Regions from separate parts of the Homo sapiens genome. Here region 1 is linked to region 2. Evidence: read pairs that join two places in POLR2A ChIA-PET (ENCODE). Cell type or tissue: MCF 10A. All regions are shown on one strand. Links, peaks and the distances in the headings refer to the core of each region. The heading gives the core; the rest is flanking DNA.

Region 1 (5,302 bases), core at 642-4,641, 150 kb after region 2:
TGAAAAACATGGTGAAACCCTGTCTCTACTCAAAATACACACACACACAAATTAGCCGGGCATGGTGGTGCATGCCTGTAGTCCCAGCTACTCAGAAGGCTGAGGCAGAAGAAGCGCTTGAACGCGGAAGGCAGAAGTTGCAGTGAGTGGAGATCGCAACACTGCACTCCAGCCTGGGCAACAAGAGCAAAACTCCGTCTTAAAGAGAATAAAATATGTCTAGTTTGTCTGAAATTCACCAAAATCAATTAGAGTTTTTAACTTAATATACAGATTATACATACATAGCTGTAAGTTTTTAATTTTACAAAAGAAGTTCCCAAATGGTAAATGGGTTTTTTCCTTTATGAATATTTTGTTTTCATAAATATATTAAAAGACAAAAACATATAAACACCCTCTAAGGGTGTCACCCATAAGCAGTTCTCAGAAATAGCTACTAAGCATAAATATATTATTCTCAAGAGAATATTTCTACAGAAGCATAGCCCAACATTTCCTATTAATGCATGATAAAAGTCATATTAGGAGCTAGGCGCGGTCGCTAACGCCTGTAATCCCAGCACTTTGGAAGGTCAAGGTGGGTAGATCACTTGAGGTCAGGAGTTCGAGACCAGCCTGGCCAATACGGCGAAGCCCCCGTCTCTATTAAAATTACAAAAATTAGCTGCCCTCAGGTGATCCACCCACGTCGGCCTCCCAGAAGTGCTGGAATTACATGCGTGAGCCACCGCGAACGGCCTATATGTATGTTTTTAAAAACAACTGTTTCTCTCATCTAATTTACAGAGTATTTGTAAATTGAAAATCAAAATTATGGGTACAACATCGCAATTAGCTTAACAACATGAGCAATGCTTAAGGAGTATACACGTTTAAGGGAGTGGGGGTGGAGGATGCAGCTATGAAGTTAGACCACTTGAGTTTGAATCTAGGCTTTGTCACGTTAAAACTGTGGTCTTAGGCAAGTTACTTAACCTACCTAAACCTTAGTTTCCTGGTTTGTAAAGTGGAGGCAGTAACAGTATCAACCTCAAAGGGTTATTTTGAGATAATCCGTGTAGAAACTAGCGCTCTGCCTGTCACTAGCAATTAATACATGCTACTATTGTTATCGTTATCAACTGCAACACTAACAGAAATAGCAATGCTATTAACCTCTTTGCTTAGAGGTGATAGCCACAAGCATCAGGAAGGTAAATCCACAGACAGAAGATGATAAAACGTTTTGTAAGAAAGCACGTGTTAATTTGATCACGCTTCTCACCACAAGCAACGTAAATTTTCTAGAATTATCTCTGGAACCAAAAAAGAAAGTCGAAACCTAGGACCACCTAGGTAACACCACATGCAGAGATAGTTATCGCCAGCGTGAAAGAAACACCTGCCAATCCCGGTCCACAGATGGCATTTAATAATAGACGGAATCGGTCCAATCTCAGAACTCTCCAGCCCGCAGCAAGTCTTTTTTTAAAGGGAGGAGCCACACACACAGCCTAACTCCTGCCGTTAACTCGGCCCGACTGAATAAAGGAGATAGGCTTGCCAAAGGGTTTCCAGCCACAGAAGTCCTTTTGTGGAGGGGTGCAGAAAGAGCGAGAAAGAGATGCTGGCGTTTGGAGGCCCAGGGCCTCGCTCCCGGGCGAGAGCGGGGCGCCCAGGCACCAGCCGGCGGAGGAACCTGGAAATCGCGCGCCGGGTAGAGCCGCGGCCGCTGGAACCTGGGTCGCCGCGATGTAGCCGGTCCCTCGCCCTCAGCCCGGACTCCGCAGACCGCTTCCCTTCCCCCAGCCCCCACCGCCAGGCCGGGAACGGCGGGGGCCGCACGCGCGGAGGCCGGAGGCGCGGCAGCGCTGGGCTCTCGGGGCCGGGCCAGGGGAGGCCGGCGCCCGCTCCTCTCCCGGACCCCCGCCCGGGCCCCACCGCGCCGGGCCTTACCAGAGGTCTCGCGCCGCGACAGGTGGTACACCCGGCGGAGAGGCCGCGCCCTGCCGCCCGCCCTGGCGATGCTCAGCTCCCGCGCCGCCCGGCCCTCCCCTTCTGCGAGCCTCCCGGAGCCGCCGTCAGCTCAGGCTCACACTGGCGCGGGCGGCCCCACACGCAGAGGCGGCCCGAAGAGCGGCCGAGAGAGGGGAGGGCGCGAGGAGCCGGCCAGCCGCGGGGCCCGGAAGGCGTGGCCCACGGTGGAGACGGACGGGCTCGCGGGCCAATTGGAGGCAGGAACCGGCCGGAGGGGCGGGCTCCGTCTGGAGGCTTAGCTGCCGGCGCTGGGGTTCCTGTCCTCCGCGCCTTCCTCAACCCAGCTCCTGGAGGTTACGGTTCTGAGGCGGGGCGGGCGGCCTCGTGGACGCGATGCTGAGGATGTGAGAAGTGCAGTGCGGAGGAGGAGGTGGAGCTCCGCCGCTCCATGAAGGAAGCCGGGGCTGGCCGACCGCGCCCCCCAGCACTCCTGGCCCGGGGGTCCCAGTCTCCGAACCCGCGGAGGCCAGGGAAGCTGGGAGTTGGGGTCTGTCCTGCCTGAGCCACAGAGGAAGGGGGAGAACGGGAGGGCAGGAGACGGCAAAGGAAGGAAGAAGAGGACCCAGGAAATGCGAGGCTTCCGCACTTCAGCGACGCTTTCACTTTCCGAGCTGTTTTGTGTGCTTAGGACTTGCTCTTCTGCAGAATTCTTTGCCACTCCTCATGGCTGCTGGCAAGGTTATTGGCCTGCGGTGAATTTACCAATCACCTCCACTGTCACAGTCACCATAAATAGATGCTCAATGTTCTGCCTCAGAAAAGCACCGGAACACTTAATTGTCTTGTCCTTGAAAGCCGCAGGGACCGTGCCTTCCAACATCCCTACCCCCGCCCTCCCAACGGTTGTGACATGGGAGGATATTTCTTCACCCTTATTTCAGAAAATGTTATCACCCAAAACTCTTTACTATAATGAGCTTGTGTACTCTTAAAACAAGGCATGGTAATGACAATTTCAAAAATAAGATGTAAAATATAAAAAAAGAGGCAAGGCAGAATAAAATTAAAAGTGATGGAAATGTAGGATTGAGAAGATGGAGTGGAAGTAGGGAAGAGTGAATTGCTCCCTCCTAAACTCTGACAATTAAATAAAATCTGGGGCAATCGCCCCTCTCTGAACATTGAAGGGTGGGGCCTGTGAGGAGGAAACTCCAGTTAGGTGATAATCCATAGGTGTGGTTGCTATAATAACCACCGCAGGCAAGGAGAGGTTATAAATATGAATGACCTAAAGTAACTCTGCTTGCCAGGAACTTACAAGATGCAGCAGGTTGGATGAAGGAAACTAAACATTACCAGTGTCTTTCTACATAAATGCTTCATTAGTAGAGGTGAAATTCTTTTGTCTTTGAAAGACAGTTGTGGGGGTGTTGGGGGGTAGATGGGGAATGGGGAGATGTTGGTCAAAGGGTAAAAAGTTTCAGGAGTAAGTTTTAGAAATATCGCACAGCATGGTGACTATAGTTCATAATGTATATTTCGCAATGGCTGAAAGAGTAGATTTAAAATATTCTCACCAAAAAGAAATAAGCATGTAAGGTGATGGATATATTAGCCTAATTTGATCATTCCACAATGTATTGAAACATTACATTGTATCCCATTGCATTAAAGTATATACATTTTTTTTCTTTCGAGATGGAGTCTTGCTCTGTCGCCCAGGCTGGAGTGCGGTGGCGTGATCTTGACTCACCGAAACCTCCGCCTTGCAGGTTCAAGCGATTCTTTTGACTTAGCCTCCCAAGTAGCTGGGATTACAGGCACCCGCCACCATGCCTAGCTGATTTTTGTGTTTTTAGTAGAGCCGGGGTTTCTCACCATGTTTCCCAGGCTAGTCTCGAATTTCTGGCCTCAAGTGATCTGCTTGCTTCGGCCTCCCAAAGTGCTGGGATTACAGACATGAGTCACCCGCGCCCGACCATAATTATATACAATTGTTTGTCAATTTAAAGAATTTAAGGACAGTTTGTCCTACATTCGAATAATCCCAGATTGAAAGTTGTAGAGAGCTATCATGGAGGGAACTTATTTTGCTTACATTGAAGTCAATTTATTCCTTATTAAATACCCGCTACTGTCAAGGAGGTAGAAACTGCTGTTTTCTGGTCTGCTCTGACAACAATTTCTTTCCCCTTAGCCACTTACAGTGATTGGTCAAAGGCTTCCTAATGAAAACAGAATTCCATCCTGGCTAACTCAGTGAAACCCCGTCTCTACTAAAAATACAAAAAATTAGCCGGGCTTGGTGGCGGCCGCCTGTAGTCCCAGCTTCTCGGGAGGCTGAGGAAGGAGAATGGTGTGAACCCAGGAGGCGGAGCTTGCAGTGAGCTGAGATCACGCCACTGCACTCCAGCCTGGGCGACAGAGGGAGACTCCATCTCAAAAAAAAAAAGAAAAGAAAAAGAAAACAGAACTAACTTTTTCTGCTACTGTGCACACACAGTCACCACAGAACACAATACTTCACCTTTAGTCACCAAAATGTGTGTGGGTTGCTCTTCACCAACAACCAGTTCTTCAGCTGTGACCTGGTGGGTGTCCTATCATTTAACTCAATTCTGATGCTATCTACCAGGAGATAGTGTCGCATCGCACAGGTTGAGGGCTCAGTCTCACAAGAGTGTCCCCCACTTCAGATGCCAGTCACAAGTCCCAGGTTGCCATTACCCTGTCACTGGGTTATATTAATTTGCTAGGATGGCTCACAAAACTCAAGGAAACACTTTACGTACGTTACAAAGGATGTCATAAAGGACACAGATGAACAGCCAGATGGAAGAGATGCATGGGGCACAGTATGTGGCAAGGGGTGTGGAGCTTCCATGCCCTCTCTTGGCTTACCACCCTCCATATGCCTTCACGTGTTCAGCAATCAGGAAGCTCTTTGAACCCTGTCCTTCTGGAGTTTTATGGAGGCTTCCTTACATAGGTGTGATTGATTACATCATTGACCATTGGAGATCAACTCAACCCTTATCTCCTCTTCCTTCCCAGGAGGTCAGGGGGCAGAGGATGGAGCTAAAAGTTCCAATCCTCTAATCACATGGTTGGTTCCCCTGGCAACCAGCCCCCATCCTGAGGCTATCTAGGAGCCCACCAAGAGTTGCCTCATTAGAACAAAAGATGCCCCTGTCACTCAGGAAATTCCAAGGGATTTAGAAGCTTTTTCTCAGGAACCAGGGCAGAGACCAAATATACATTCCTATTCTATCACAATGTCACAGGCTTCTTTTCCTTTACAATATAGTGACATATGGCTATTGAGTACTTGCAATGTGGCTAT
Region 2 (5,302 bases), core at 903-4,902:
TAGTCATGAACTAGAGAGGGACAAAATGAACTAAGTTTAAACATCGACAAAACAACATGTTTTCACCAAAATAGGCAAAAATTTAGACAAGCCGAAATATGCAGTTTAAATATAATGAACCCTACAGATTCTGTAGGGTTAACCTCCCTAGCAGAGGCCTCAGTAACTCACACCTCAATTAGAATAGTGTCTAATGATGTTACTATAACACTGGCTCAATCAGAAAAAAACTGCTTCCAAGTGGGAGAGCTGGAGTGTGACTGGGCAGCATAAATTAGGTTAATTCTCGCTCCTTAATTTGCGGGGAGAAAGAAAAACTGAAGGGGAATACAGAAAAAGAATTCACACACAATCGCTCGACTAAAATGTAGCTTAAGAAAGTGAAGCAGAGGTTTTTAAAAGTAAGATTTGCTGCTTCCTAGTAGAGGGAGAATTGCTTCAAACAGCAAAGCTATCATAAAAGATCAATCATTCATGTAAAACTTATTCCAAAATATTTCAAAGTGACTTTCTCGGCACAAATTTTCATTAAGTCTGAAAAACAGATTTGCAGTTTGGTTTTTTCTAAACTCAAGATTTACAATGAAGGCAGTGACCTAAACAGAAACATACACTCCCACTTCAAAAATAAAAAAAACGAAGATGCAATACTTCTTTAAAACTCGCCCAAAAACCTGGAAAGCAAAGAAAAAGCCACTTCTATTAATAGAGTCACAAAATGTTATAACGACTTTTATCAAAAGAAGCTTTTAGTTTTAATTCCAACAACTTAAACCTACATAATTCACCATCGTCTTTAGACCTAAAGCTACTCCGAATTACAAATGCTTGGTCCATCTCTATTACATTTGTTCTGTAACAAACCCATTTAAGTAAACAAAATCATGACAGCATTATGGAAGAAACACTAATTTTAAAAACCGTATTTTTAAATGTTAATCATTTTACAGTTTGGAATATTATGTACTAATCATATCAGAACTTTCCAATATAGAGAGAGTAAGTCCTTAGCATTAAAAAAAAGTTACATTTTAGAACTTCCTAGATTTCAACTGAAATATATATTATCTAGTCTCTGCAGGGTATGGCAAAAGTAATTTATGAAATCCACCATAAAAATTATTCAAATGCCTTGTTCTAAATCTAATTACGAAATTACGCATTTTTTTTTTTTTGATACTAAATGGTTTTTGCCAGCAAAAAGGAGTGAACCTACTTCTTAAAACACCCGAGTAACCAAGCTGCTACTAAGACTAGAAGGATGCTAATTCTGGCAAAAGTCAAAGGTTACTAACAAAAATTAGCTAAGATTATATGTTTGCAGAAAGTCAATTCAGGGTAATTCCGCTATTATCCTGTTGTGTTTATTATTCCTAAATAACTGGCAATTCCACCTTAAACTACGGTGCAAAAACTAAATGCATTAAGAAACTAATTGGGAAATAAATGTGTTTTTTTAAATAAAAACAAACGTACTTAGGTTTTTGAAGGGAAACAGCTATCAATCTTCAACAGGGCTTTTTAAAGCCTCTGCACCAGCAAATAAACCTTTCAGGTTAACTAAACACACTTGTGTCTTTGAAAATCTAGTTTGAGAAATCCTAACAGCAGTTTGGGACAAGTGATGGAGCCACCGCCCTCCACCCTACACCAATTTCACTGTCAGTACATGCAGTGCTAACAGTAAGATCAGCTGTGTCTTTTATTAGGAAGCATGTTTTATTGGGGGCAAGGAGGGGTTCAGTTAGGTGCTAAGAATGTGTCCTGCATACCGCTGTCACTCTCAGTACTCAAAAAGTAAACATATCAAAGCCAGAAGCGTAAACTGGCATGACAAGACTAGGAAGAGAAAGTAGGGGACAAAGACAAAACAGAAATTGGCTGGAGAAAATAAATTTAGACAAACAATTTACAACTTTCACTTAGACCCTAAGGCAACACATTCCAGCCGACCCAACGCGCTCAGCCGGGGCGACCGTGAAACTACTGAGAACAACAAAGAGGAGCGGCGGCCGCGGCAGGAGTCCCGTCCGAGTTTAACTTGATTCTCCCACGAGCTGCAAGCGGAGCTGGGGGCCCGAGGGACGCGAGGCACCGCCGCCCGGCATTCAGCCGGCCCGCCCGGCCCGGCTCGTCAGGCCGCCGCGGTCGCCCTCCCAGAGGATTCCGCGCGCTCCCAGCCGCCGCCGCCGCCGCCGCCGTCGTCGGGAGCCCGCCCCGGGGCGGGGAAGCCACAGGCGGGGTGCGCGGGCCCGGCCGGGGGAAGGGGAGGGGACATGGCGCGGTTACCTGGGCTCGGGCGGTGGCGAGGGGAGTCCGCTCTCCCGCGCTGCTGGTCCGCGGACGCACCGGGCCCGTAGCTTTCCCCGGCGGCCCGGAGAGCTCCTCGGCCCCCGCCCCGAGGCGTCCCGGCCAGGCCGCCCCTCCTCAGCGCCGCGCCGCTGCCCGCGCGGGCCGGACCGCCTCGAGCTCCCGGGCCGCCCTGCGGCGGGGGGCCTCTCTCGCTGGGCGCCTGGCTCCCCTCACCCGCTCCCACCCCCTGGGCGGCCGCGGAGCCTAGGGGAGAGCAGGAAGGGCCTCCCGAGGAGAGCGGGAAGGCGCGAACGCAGGCTCCGCCACCCAAACCGCTCCGTTACCGCAGCGGCGACGACGACCAGGGCCGTGTTGTTGCTGCCAACTTGTCGAGAAGCCACTGAGCATGCGCGCGCGGGGACCACATCCGGGTAATTTCAGGGTTTGGCCCTTTTCCCCCGCAGCTTTCCTTTCTCCCGGCTGCCCCCGCCTCCCGCTCCGAGTGACGGGGAGGGTCGCTCTGCGCAGGCGCCTACAGGGCAGCGCCAGCCGGCGGGCGGCTCTGAATCTGGACCTGGGCCTGGGCCTCAGCGCGGGCGGAGGCGAAGGCCTGTTTGAGGGAGTGGTCGCCGGGGAAATTGGCATCTCGTTGCAAAAAAGTATCCAAGGAGCGCGGGAGAGCTCGGCGTAGAGTGGGCGTCCAGTAAGTGTTTATAAATAGCTATTAGCCCGGCCTTTGTTGTTTTTTTGTTTTGTTCTGTGTTGAGGACCTGCGTAGGCACAAAAATTGGCCTTCAACAGCCAGTCGACAGCTCTGGGGAGAAGGTGGCTAGGTTGTAGGAGTTCACTTCGGGAAGAAACAGACGCTGGCGGCACCTTCCTTCTCTTTCTGGCAGCCCCGAATCACGAGCCCCAGAGGTGTTTACACTCGAGAGACGCACAGGACAGTCAAGGAATCACATATTGAAGAGCCTTGCCAGGCGTTGCAAGTGTGAGTGGATTTTGTTGGAAGAGATGTAGGCGCACTCTCGGAGCTGGAGGCGAACTTCGAATCCTACGACACACCTGTTAACTAGGTTACCTGTTTGTTTGGTGGGGGAAGGCATAGGCTCTGCTTTTGACTTTATGCCTCTTTTATTTCACATTTTTTACAAGACGCATGCATTTCTTTTTCATTTAAAACGCATTAATGATTTATTTTCACCAACCAGGAACTACTTTTAGTCCCTCCAAAACCAATGATTAGCCAGTTCTAAAGTCATTTCTTAGGTCACGTCGCCCAGAAAATCTCTACACCCACCGTACGCCTTCGCCACTCATACTCAGTGCTTCATTCTATCCTCCACATCACCGCCTGGGCCATTCCCTCTTTGACCAGAAAGCCCCTAAAGCTCCAAACTGGTGTTCTCTTACCCCTGGGGTTTATGGAGACCAGTTTTAAGGGAATTCATTTCCACATCTTCCATTGCTATATATTCTATTTTCTAAACTTGCCCAGCTTGAGAAAGGAGCTGAGGACACAGCATCCCCTTTCAAAACTGTCCTCCCACCTTACAGAAGAAAGTCAAAATTCTCACCCACTACTAAGGTGCATGGGATCAATGCAGAACCTCCCCAGCAATCCAAAAGGGACAATTCAAAAATCGGTATCTATGCTGAGAAAGTAAATGACCTTAGTGAATGGATATTAAATTATTTTTCAAGTCAGATAGTTTTCAAATCTTTTCTGTCAACAAAACTGAAGGAAGATCTGTCAGCTGATAGATTACAAAACATGATTTGGTAACAGATCAATATGTGAATCTTAGGTAATATACCTCAGAAGAAGTTTTTAAGAAATTGAGACATTGTTATAACTAAACTTCTTCTATTCCGTCTGTATTAGTTACCTATTGCTGTATAACAATCTCACCACAAATATAGAAGCCTAAAACAACAAACATTTATGATCTTACAGATTCTCTGAGTCAGGATTCCAGGCATGGCTTAGCTGGGTCCTCTACAAAGTGAGGCTGGAACAAAGGATCTGCTTCCAAGTTCATGTGGTTGTTGGCACCATTCAGTTCCTTGCAGGCTACAGGACTGAGGGCCTTAGTCCTTTGCAGGCTGTTGGCTGGAGACCCCCTCTGTTCCTTGCCATGTGGTGCTCTCCATAGGGAAGCTAACAATATGGCAGCTTGCCTCTTCGAAGCCAGCAACGGGAAGAGTCTCAGCAAGACACTGGTTTCAATCTTATGTAACATCATCACATACACAGTATCACTCATACTCTGTCACCTTTGCCATACATTGCTGGCCAGAAGCAAATCACAGGCGCCACCTACATTGAAGGGGAAGGAAACACACAAAAGCTTGAACACCAGGAGGTGGGAATCATATGGGGCCTCTTTAGAGTCTACCACACCATGTATTTATTTATGCAAATGATATTCCCTGTAAGCTCAACCTCTTCTCAGAATTTCCCTTCAGGTTCCCTTCACCTTTTTACTTAAGGAAACCCAACTTTGCCCTGGGACACTGCTCCTCCTTCCACCTCTCAAGTAGTGGCAACTGTGTTTTCTTTCTTTTGTTTTTTTTTTTTTTTCATTTTTAAAATAGATCAGTTTTATTCTGCTAGTTCCATAAAAACAATGTAAACGCAAGCGTTCTGTACATCTTGCTGGTGAATTCACATAACGTTTAGTTTCCTGATCCTTGACCTCCTCGTCTTCTCCAGTTATTTTCTGTTTGGACTACTGGCCACAGGAGTGGAGTGGGATTGGGGCTTAGGAGAGACCAATGTGGCCTTTTGGTATGACTTGTTTTATTGCTTGCCCTCTCAGCACACTCCTGTTACTCCTAACACAAAGGTTGAGATTTAAGCCCTTAAACCTGTAGGTTTCACCGTCAGCTTTTTCTTTTTTTTCTTTTTTTTTGGCATAGGCATTACTAGGGACGTGAATGGGAGACTGGTATAGAAAGTGGTGAGGAGCCGAAGCCAACAAATTGCTTTAAACACAAGATGAAAATG

What was found. Peaks named below come from ENCODE experiments on the same cell type or tissue, not always from the same donor. Only the 100,000 strongest peaks of a DNase experiment are listed, where the experiment ranks them.
Region 1: POLR2A ChIA-PET joins it to region 2 with 20 read pairs; 24 of 35 experiments call an interaction of 5 or more read pairs at or near these places.

What each region holds. Positions count from the first base shown.
Region 1 is chr18:50,875,945-50,881,246 of GRCh38, reverse strand. It overlaps ME2 (malic enzyme 2), which reads right to left and starts at 2,129. Exons shown (of 16, transcript NM_002396.5): 1 at 1,939-2,129. RefSeq lists a silencer at 1,741-2,300 and an enhancer at 1,839-2,340. In MCF 10A, for the core only: no CTCF peak of the experiment used is centred there; DNase peaks (open chromatin) are centred at 2,166 and 2,706.
Region 2 is chr18:51,027,611-51,032,912 of GRCh38, reverse strand. It overlaps SMAD4 (SMAD family member 4), which reads right to left and starts at 2,700. Exons shown (of 12, transcript NM_005359.6): 1 at 2,290-2,700. It overlaps LOC107985152 (a long non-coding RNA gene), which reads left to right and starts at 2,819. Exons shown (of 4, transcript XR_007066370.1): 1 at 2,819-2,995. RefSeq lists a silencer at 2,086-2,665 and enhancers at 2,471-3,089, 2,946-3,115, 4,751-4,850. In MCF 10A, for the core only: no CTCF peak of the experiment used is centred there; DNase peaks (open chromatin) are centred at 2,222 and 2,752.